2 separate regions of the Homo sapiens genome follow, and region 1 is linked to region 2. Evidence: chromatin loops called from intact Hi-C (ENCODE). Cell type or tissue: Caco-2. All regions are shown on one strand. Links, peaks and the distances in the headings refer to the core of each region. The heading gives the core; the rest is flanking DNA.

The links. Peaks named below come from ENCODE experiments on the same cell type or tissue, not always from the same donor. Only the 100,000 strongest peaks of a DNase experiment are listed, where the experiment ranks them.
Region 1: it touches region 2 in a loop (4-fold over the local background); 1 of 110 quality-filtered maps calls a loop at or near these places.

The regions. Positions count from the first base shown.
Region 1 is chr10:26,374,735-26,380,120 of GRCh38, forward strand. No RefSeq gene overlaps it. Among named protein-coding and RNA genes, the nearest start is that of APBB1IP, 61 kb to the right of the region's middle. In Caco-2, for the core only: no CTCF peak of the experiment used is centred there; a DNase peak (open chromatin) is centred at 2,787.
Region 2 is chr10:26,514,651-26,520,036 of GRCh38, forward strand. The region is part of intron 8 of APBB1IP (amyloid beta precursor protein binding family B member 1 interacting protein); the gene reads left to right. Among named protein-coding and RNA genes, the nearest start is that of LINC03028, 62 kb to the right of the region's middle. In Caco-2, for the core only: no CTCF peak of the experiment used is centred there; a DNase peak (open chromatin) is centred at 2,201; H3K4me3 peaks cover 385 bases.

The DNA of each region.
Region 1 (5,386 bases), core at 169-5,168, 140 kb before region 2:
CAATACCCAGCATTTGTTCTGGCACCTGCTGACCTTTTGCTTTTATGTTGTTCATTTGATACTTTCTATTCAACATATAATTGTTGGTAAATCCTGATGTGAATGTCCATGCTACAGCATTGTAGCCCTGAGGTACCACCAGATACCAAAAAAAAAACTGACTATAATTATTAAGAAGCCATTAACCTGGGCTACTCAAGTGAAAAATAAAGCATCAAAATTTTACTCTCAGGTCAATGTGAACATGGCTATGAAGGCATTCAAACTAAGCTCCAGATTGCTCTGCAGAAACACAGCCTGACCTTCATTACCATGATGCTATCATTGAAGTTGTACACAGGCTACAATTCTCAAGATGACTCCTTGAAAAATTTAAAAAATTTATTTTTAAAATTTCTCTAGAATAACAGTGTTGGGCATCTGTTAAATAGAGCAGTCTTATGGCTCTCCTGACCAGTTAATAGGAACAAGGCTATACAGCCCAGAATCCCAAAGTAGGAGTATCTCAATGCAGTACCTCCTTTTGTTCCATTACATCCCCAGACACATAATACTTCCCTATGAGACGAAGAAAAGGGCATAGACTTTGAGATGGCCAAACAGGGTTCAAATCAGGCCTCTATCAGAAAAAGCACCATGAGTTTGCCAAATCATTGACTTCTCTAGGCCACCATAAAGAGGGCAAAATACTACCTACCAAACACAGTTATCATACAGGTTAAAATAAGGAAGATAAAACTTGTAGGCAATTCCTGGCACATGCTAACTGTTGAACAAATGGTTATTAGGAGTGTGATGAGAGGAAATGATATAGCACTGTCTTTAAAGTTGATGAGCTCACGCACAGTGAAAGAATGGCATTGATATTATCGCATTTGGTGTAAATGGCTAAAAAACAAAAGCAACTTCTTATAAATTTGTGGTATGTCTCTGTCATCATTCAAACATCAAGTATGACACTATCTCATAAGTCAATGTTCCCAACCATACGTGAAAGTTCCATACAACAGTCTATAGGGTAATTTGCCTTCTGTAGGCGAAACTGTGGTTTACCAAGTGTTATTAACTAAATATCTATCACCTCTTGTCCACCAAAATGTATATGTTGAATCCCTAACCCCTAGTATGACTATATTTGGAGACAGGGACTTTAAGGAGGTAATTAAAGTAAAATGAGGTCAAAAGGGTGGGGCTCTGATCTGATAGAATTAGTGTCCTTAGAAGAAGAGACACCTGAAAGCTTCCTCTCTTTCCTCCCCTTCCAAGGATTCATGCATCTGAGAAAAGTCCCTGTGGGGACATAGTAAGAAGGCAGCCACCAGCAAGCCAGGAAGAGAGCTCTCACCATAAACCAAATCAGCCAAAACCTTGATCTTGAACTTTCTAGCCTCCAGAACTGCAAGAAATTCAGCCCAAGCTGATTGAGATACCAGTCAATTCCTAAAGTGTGCTTGAAAGAATGACAAGTCTCAGAAAAAAATTATATATTCCTTGAGTATCTTTAATTCTTACATATAGGGGTTGAGCTCACTTACATGCATAACATGTACAACTTAGCATTCCTGATGTTTCAACAGATAATTTACTGTTTATAACCCTAATAAATGCCTCTCATTACTAAAAGGCTAGAAATATTGAAATATATTTAATCAGAAACCGCTTGATGGCAAACTGGCTTTTATAAGATTAAATACATGAATAGGAGGCATTGCATTAAAACCACTAAGAAATATTTAAATGTAAGAATTTAAATAGCCAGTTTCAAGACAATAATTATGTCTTTTGAATGAAAATGCCCTAGACTACTTCAGGTACATCCTATATTCCTATCTTTGATGTTTCAAAACATGTGTAGTTTTTTAGTGACTTCAGTATTCATGGCTTGAGTGTGCTAGTTGATGTCAAACATGACTGGCAGGCACATTGCCACTGAATGTGGCTGAAAATAAGCCACACACAGAGCCAACAGCATCATCTGCAGCGGGCTTAAGAATCACAGCATCACAGATCAGAGACTGACTTCTTATCAACCCTCCAGCTCCATCTCAAGCCTTTATTTCACAGCCACATCCAGGACGCAAGCCCTCTCTTATATGTCTGTAGTGTTCAGTCCAGAGTTACTGCACAGTGTTGAGATCTTGCTTATTCATTGAAGGAGTGGCCTGCCCCTCCACACTTGTGGGTGTTTCTCATCGGGTGGGACAAGAGACTGAGAAAAGAAAGAGACACAGAGACAAAGTACAGAGAAAGAAAAGTGGGCCCAGGGGACCAGCGCTCAGCATACAGAGGACCTGCGCTGGCACAAGTCTCTGATTTCCCTCAGTATTTATTGATCATTATCTCTACCATCTCAGAGAGGGGGATGTGGCAGGATGATAGGGTAATAGCGGGTAGAGGGTCAGCAGGAAAACATGTGAACAAATGTCTCTGTGTCATAAAGAAGGTTAAGAAAAAGGTGCTGTGCTTTGATGTGCACATACATAAACATCTCGGTGCATTAAAGAGCAGTATTGCCGCCAGCATGTCTCACCTCCAGCCTTAAGGCGGTTTTCTCCTATCTCAGTAGATGAAACATACAATTGGGTTTTACACCAAGACATCCCATTGCCCAGGGACGAGCAGGAGACAGATGCCTTCCTCTTATCTCAACTGCAAAGAGGCCTTCCTCTTTTACTAATCCTCCTCAGCACAGACACTTTACGGGTGTCGGGCTGGGGGATGGTCAGGTCTTTCCCTTCCCATGAGGCCATATCTCAGGCTATCACATGGGGAGAAACCTTGGACAGTACCTCGCTTTCCTAGGCAGAGGTCCCTGCGGCCTTCCACAGCGTATTGGGTACTTGAGATTAGAGAGTGGTGATGACTTTTAACAAGCATACTGCCTTCAAGCACTTGTTTAACAAAGCACATCCTGAGTAGCCCTAAATCCATTAAATCTTGAGTCAACAAAGCACATGTCTCTGTGAGCATAGGGTTGAGGATAGGGTTACAGATTAACAGCATCTCAAGGCAGAAGAATTTTCCTTATACAGAACAAAATGGAGTCTCTTATGTCTACTTCTTTCTACATAGACACAGTAACAGTCTGATCTCTCTTTCTTTTCCCCACATTCATGGGTGAAACCAGGAATAATTTTTTAACTAGGCTTTGGTACCAAACATTTCAGTTTGGCATATAAAGCTCCTTTGATTATTCTACGGATACGAAGTCTGCCTTTTTTGCTCATTATCTGACTTAAGGACTAGGGGAAAAAAGGCACTTTGCTGATTCCCTAAGTGTTATATAACAATAAACAAGTCAGAGTTTGTAGAGGCAAACAGGAATGCTCACACATTACTGTGAAAACATCAGTGATAAGTAACCACCATCTTTCAAATAATCTGATCTATGCACAACTAAGCTGGATACTACATTTTCTCCATAGTACCAGCCTTATGACAAATTTGCAAGTTTTATGAATTTTAAAGAAACAATGGAATTCTATAGGGCAGATTCAATAGAAAGAAAAAAGCATGGCAATTATTATAACCACCTGTATACTAAACACTAACTTCTGAAGACTGACTTACAGGGAGGAAAAAATGCAAAGAAAATGATAAAGGTAAGCAGCAAAAGGCAAGAGTCCTTGAGGGTTCTATGAATAAGCAAATAATAAAATATAACCAAATATTTGAAAGAAAGCCCAAAATACTCTTAAAAAGTAGAGAAAGATTGAGAGTATAAATAAATGGGATAAAAAGTAAATAAAAGCATAACAAATATCAATCATTTCAGCATTTACATGTTGAACTTCATTGGTAAATACAACTTTAGTTTATAAAAAGCCTTATCATTTTTATTAATATCATAGTTAACTGAACAAGTGAGAAGTATCCACATGTCTTACAGCTAAAGTGTTCTTATGAGCTTTGCTTAAACAAATACAAGTAGATGTTGGCTTGACTCAAAGTTAGGTGTACATAATTTCTGTGGCATTTATTTAGTAACTTTTTTTTGTTCAGTAAATGTAAGAAAGTCCTGAATTTACTGTACTAGTTGAAGTTAGAGCTTATGTTTAATCCAAATCTCTTTAGCTGTAATTCTCAGGAAATAAGACTATATTTTGTATAGGTTTTTTTAAAAAGACTGGTCTTCTTTTTATGGAGTTGATCCCACTGACAATGACTCAAATATATTTCAAAAGCCCAGTCCTATTAAGTGTTGATTTCACAATATGTAAACACTGGGTAGTGCTCTTTCGGGAGAATTCAAAATATTTCAGTAGGGTTTTACTAGTTTCCAAGGACATTGGGTAGCAATCCGTATAATAGACATGCTAGTCCCATGTCTTGAGCAAACTGATAGGTTCTTCCAAGAACACAACCAGGAAAACCAGTGATCATGGTGCAGCTGTGAGTCTCAAAAGAAGAAAGAAGACTTACATCATCTTCCAGGCTTCCCTTGGGCATCTGACCACATTTGCTGCGCAATTGCAACTGGCTGGATATCATCATGAGCCAACTGATTTAAGGCAATGTTAACTATATTACGCTAGTGGATCAGCTATGTTAACAACACCGTTTGCAGCAAACCTAACATACTTCTAAGCAAATCAACCAGAACAGACCAGATGTGTCTGTTTCTCTTGAGATTTAAGTAGATAAGTAGATTGAAACACAATAATTTGTCAGGACATAGTCCAGTAGGTAATTCTGTCCTGGAAACAGTGGCTAAAAGAGTCATAGAAATTGCTGATGGGATCCAGAGGAGATTAAACATGCTCACGTCAGAGCTGTCTCCAAAACAGCACACAAGACACTCGGCAGGGGAGAGAATCTCAACGTCCATCAGCTCTCTGGCCTGGACCCCAAACTGGTCCAAAAGTAGAGAGTACTGTGGCTGAGTAATTGATACCTGATTGCATACATTCATCAGTTTTACATTTGTACCATTCTTGCTGATATAAGAGATCAAGGGAAACCCTTCATGGCCACCAGAGGCACCCATGGAATAGAAAATCTGGTTAAAAACAAACTTGTTATTGGTAAGCTTCCATGAACCACACGGCCCTCCCAACATGGAATAGGCTGGTCATGTGTGGATAAGATATGGTTCATTTTAAACTAGGATGACAGTTACTGACACTGCATTGCTGTTGAAATCTGTGCATTCGTGGCCACTGCTCTATGTCATGAGACATCCAAAACAAGCTGAATAGGTATGTGAAGATCATACCAATGGTAGTCTTTGCTTTGGCTGCAAAGCTGATGAGGACTTCTGAGGCTTACTTTGAGGACATGACCAGGCCTCACTTGGGCAAGCTGCTGACACCAGTGCTCCAAGAGTACCTCCTCCTAGGGGGCTCATTCCCAGCTCCACTGAGCTCAGATACTTCCGCACTGTAAT
Region 2 (5,386 bases), core at 203-5,202:
CCAGACACCTTTCCCTTTTACAGGTTAAAAAAAAAAAAGTGTCATATCACTAGAGGGAGAATTAGGGCAGCTTCCTTGCGGGAAAATTTCTCCTATAAATGCTATTTTCTGGGTTTTCCCTAGGTTGTATGGTGGCTGACTGACAACACAACAATTAAATAGTATTAAAAGTACAAAGTTTTTCGCCCCTAACTACCTTCAATGCCATGCTTTTTTCTTTTTCTTTTCTTTTTTTTTTGTTAGACAAAGTCTTCTTCTGTTGCCAGGCTGGAGTGCAGTGGTGCAATCTCGGCTCACTGAAACCTCTGCCTCCCGGGTTCAGGTGATTCCCCTGCCTCAGCCTCCCAAGTAGCTGGGACTACAGGCGCATGACACCACCCCCGGCTAATTTTTTTTTTTTTTTTTGTATTTTAGTAGAGATGGGGTTTCACCGTGTTGGCCAGGGTGATCTTGATCTCCTGACCTCGTGATCCGCCCGCCTTGGCCTCCCAAAGTGCTGGGATTCCAGGTGTGAGCCACTGCACCCAGCCCAATGGCATGCTTTAACAACTGCGTTAGTGAGGGTACCATCTAAATTGCTGTAGCAAAGAGACTCTTAAATCAGTGGTTCAAACAAGCTACAAGCTTATTTCTCTCTCACGCACTGGTCCAGCCACAGGTAGCTAGACCTAGTAGAATGGCTCTGCCATTTTCGATATGTGGTTTCCATCTTTGGTTCCATGTTAGCTTTTCCGCCTCACCATTTTCCAGTCCATATGAAGTGAGGGAAGAGCCGGGGAAATGCACATTCAGATTTATGCTTCCATCCCATTGGCCAGAAATTAGTTACATAATGACACTGAGCTACAAGGAAAGCTGACAAATGTAGTGTCTATCTGAACAACCATATGCACAGCTAAAACTAGGGAGTTACATTCAGGGCCACCACTTTGCATAACTCCTCCATGAGGCACCTTTCCCCTTGAATCTATAAAAATAATGCCCAAGAGTCATGCAACATGGCTATGCTATTGTATAACTAAGAGAAGGAATAGCTATTGTATAACTAAGATTAGCCATGGTGGGAGAGCCGGAGATTACCTCCATACCCCTTTAGGCTGGATCAGATATTACCTCCATACCCCTTTAGGCTGGATCAGAGATTACCTCCATATCCCATTAGGCTGGATCAGAGATTACCTCCATACCTGTTTAGGCTGGATTAGGGATTACCTCCATATCCCTTTAGGCTGGATCTAGAAACCAAGTTGACACCAGGGAGATTAACAAGAGGAAAGTATGCACATTTTTATCAGTTTTACATCTACATGGGGATCTTCACAAGAGTCAAGTCTAAAGAAGTGGCCGAGGCAAGATGCTTCTATACTTTTTAAACAAATAATAAATTTGAAAAAAAAATGACAGAACAAAGGGAATCTGGCTAGGGGCAGTAAAGTTTCTAGGGGAGTGTAAACCGGAAAGTCTCTGTGACAGGTCTCAATCAGCTTAGAAGTTTCTTTTGCCAAGGCTTAAGGACATGCCCAGAAGAAAACAAACAAACAAACAAACAGAATCACAGAAACAGTCTGTGGTCTGTGCCCTTCTCCAAAGATGAATTTGAGGGCTTCAATATTTAAAGGGGATGCCAGGCACGGTGGCTCCCGCCTGTAATCCAGCACTTTGGGAGGCTGAGGCAGGCGGATCACTTGAGGTCAGGAGTTTGACCAACATAGAGAAACCCCATCTCTACTAAAAATTTAAAACTTAGCCAGGCATGGTGGTGGGCTCCTGTAATCTCAGCTACTTGGGAGGCTGAGGAAGGGAGAATTGCTTGGACCCAGGAGGCAGAGGATGCAGTAAGCCGAGATAGCACCACTGCACTTCAACCTGGGTGACAGAGCAAGACTCCATCTCAAAAAAAAAAAAAAAAAAGTAAAGCGGAAAAGTCAAGGAGGGGAAAGAGGGAGGGGTGTGGTAACGCACACATTGCAAGAGAAAAGGAGCAGGTAGGGGAAGAGTGAATGGCTGTATTCCTCTCGCACTCAGTAAGTTGGAACTTCACAGAAGATAAGATGAACATAGAGTTGCTCCCTGTGGAGATATTTAACCTTTTATTTGTAGCTGTCTGTTTAGGAACAAAAGGGAAGGCAACGTCTTGCATGACTCAGCTTTCAGCTTACTTTATTCCTTTTGGCAGCGTGAACTGGGGTCCCGCGTTTTTATTTTCCTTTCACTAGAGGGCATCACCAGAAGATATATGGGGGGAGATAAGGGTTACTTTACCTATAGTGGAAGATAAGGGTTCCTTTGTTGAGTATATTTATTCAGCTCCTTTGCAGCCCCGTTCCCAGTCTCTGGTGATAAGGGCTATTTTCTCGCCCCGAAATGCTGAGGGTTCCCCTCCCAGAGGAATCTTGATGGCTTGCTGCCTGCAGGAAGAGGAGGTCAGCTCACCCTTTCTGGAACCGCAGTTTCTCCAATGTTTTCAACTAGAAGTAATCAGTGCACCAATCTAGCATTTTTGGGGATGGCATGTCTTTCAGTCCTTCAGTGGGCATCTGCAGTTTGCCATGGTAACTAATGAACTAGTGCACATATCATAATGGTACACTCTGAATTTTTACAAAGTGAACCAACCCATGTAATTACCACCCACATGAAGATAACAGAGCATTCAGGGAGTTGCAGCGGCCTTCCTCCTGGCCCTTCCCAGTCCTTACTACCCATTACAAAGGTCGTCATGATTCTAGCCTCTATCTCCTTAGCATTTCCTCTTTTTGAACTTTATATATGAAATGGAATTATATCACAGTACTTCTTTCTTTTTGAGACAGGGTCTCGCTCTGTTGCCCAGCCAGATCTTGCAGTGGCACGATCTTGGCTCACTGCAACCTCCACCTTGCAGGCTGAAGTAAGCCTCCCGCCTCAGCCACCAGAGTAGCCGGAAACACAGGCACAGGCCATCACACCCGGCCAAGTTTTGTTTTTGTTTTTTTGAGAGACAGGCTCTCACCATGTTGCCCGGGTTGGTTTTGTTTAGCTTTGCTTTGGCTCAACTCTCATTCATGCTATTGCCCATAGCACTAGCTTATTCTTTTTCACTGTTAGAATTCCATTGTGTGACTATACCAAAACCTATTTATCCATTGTCTTGCTGATGGATATTTGACTTGTTTCTAGCGTGGGGCTTTAACAAGTAATGCTGTTGGGAGCATTCTTATACAGTACATGTCTTTTGTTGGACATGTGTAGACATTTCTCTTGCATATATACCTATAGGTGCAATTGCTGGACCACAGGTTGTGCATATGCTTAGTTTTATTTTTTATTTTATTTCATTTTTGGGATTGAGTCTTGCTCTGTCACCCAGGCTGGAATACAGTGGTGCAATCTAGGCTCACTGCAACTTCTGCCTCCTGGGTTCAAACGATTCTCCTGTCTCAGCCTCCTGCACAGCTGGGATCACAGGCAACCACCACCATGCCTGGCTAATTTTTGTATTTTTAGTACAGGCAGGGTTTCACCATGTTGGCCAGACTGGTCTTGAGCTCCACCTCATGTGATCTGCCTGCCTCAGCCTCCCAAAGTTCTGGGATTACAGGCATGAGCCACCGCGCCCAGCCTATTTTTTTTTTTTTTTTAAAGAGTCCTTCTGTCACCCAGGCTGGAATGCAGTGACACAATCTCAGCTCACTGCAACCTCCACCTCCCTGGCTCAAGTGATTCTCGTGCCTCAGCCTCCCGAGTAGCTGGGACTACAGGCACTCACCACCACACCTGGCTAGTTTTGGTATTTTTAGTAGAGACGGGGTTTCACCATGTTGGCCAGGCTGGTAATATGTTTAGTTATAGTAGATACTGCCAAGCAGCTTTCACACAGATTCTATGACTTAGCCTCCCATTAACATTGTATGAGAATTCCTGTTGTTCCAGATCCTTGATAGCCTTTGGTGTTACCATTAGTTTTTAAATTTTATCCATTCTAGGGGTTTGTAGTGGCATCTTCTGTGGTTTTAAGTTGAATTTTCCTGATGCCAGTGATTGTAGCATCTTGTCAAATGTTTATTATCCATTTGAATACCCACTTTTGTGAAGTGCCTGCTCAAATCCTTTGCCATGATTCCCAGTCTCTCACCCTAGACTAAGCATCAACAAATGCCCTGAGGGGAAGTGTGGCTTTCTGGAGACCTGAACACCACTTTATGGTTCATTTCTGTCTTAGATCTTGACCTCTTGCGTCCTAATTGCTTCAATAGCTCTCTAATGCCTTCACACAGATTTTTTATTAAATCCAGCATTTCTAGCGGTTTTGTGTACAGCAAGCTACTTGTATTGGGCCATTCTCACACTGCTATAAAGAAATACCTGAGACTAGGTAATTTATAAAGAAAAGAGGTTTATTTGGGAGGCTGAGGCGGGTGGATCACCTAAGATCAGGAGTTCGAGACCAGCCCGGCCAACGTGATGAAACCCTGTCTCTACTAAAAATACAAAAATTAGCCAGACATGGTGGGGGTGGGGTGGGGTGGGGGGCATCTGTAATCTCAGCTACTAGGGAGTCTGAGGCAGGAGAATCACTTGAACCCAGGAGACAGAGGTTGTAGTGAGCCAAGATCGTGCCACTGCACTCCAGCCTGGGCAACAAGAGCAAAACTCCATCTCAAAAAGAAAAAAAGAAAAGAGGTTTAATGGGCTCATGGTTCTGCAAGCTGTACAGGAAGCATGGTGGCATCTGCTTCTGGGGAGGCCTCAGGAAACTTTCAATCATGGCAGAGGGTAAAGGGGAAGGAGAGTGAGCACCTTACATGGCTGGGGCAGGAGGAAGAGAGAGAAGGGGCATGCAACATGCTTTTAAACACCCAGATCTCCTAAGAACTCTATCATGAGACAGCACTAAAGACATGGTGCTAAACTGTTAGAAATTGCCTCCCACCAGGCCCGACTTCCAACACTGGGGATTACAATTAGAGATGAAATTTGGGCCAGGCCATGAATCCAAACCATTACTACTGTAACATAGCGGGAAGCAGAAATTCTCCTCATGAATTATTTTGCACAAGAATATGTTCTTAAAAGCCAACTTTTATACATTCTCCTAATCTACAATCCAATTTAAAGACCAAAATTGAAGTGGAGGCAATTTTGAAGTGGCCAATTTTAAGTAAATGTATTTCCATTTTCTCAGTGTTTGAATCTATCTTCTGGCCAGTGCTCTGCATACATAGTGGCTTCTGCCTGCTGACCTTAGAGTGAGAGAAGCAGGCTGTGACCATTCTCATTGATGTCATGGCTCCTAAAAGGGAGGCTTTGTAATTTGAAATACCTAAAGTCTTCTTGTCTAAGCCCTGTGCTAATACCCTTTGATTGTTTAAAGCTGGGCACAGTGGCTCGTGCCTGTAATTCCAGA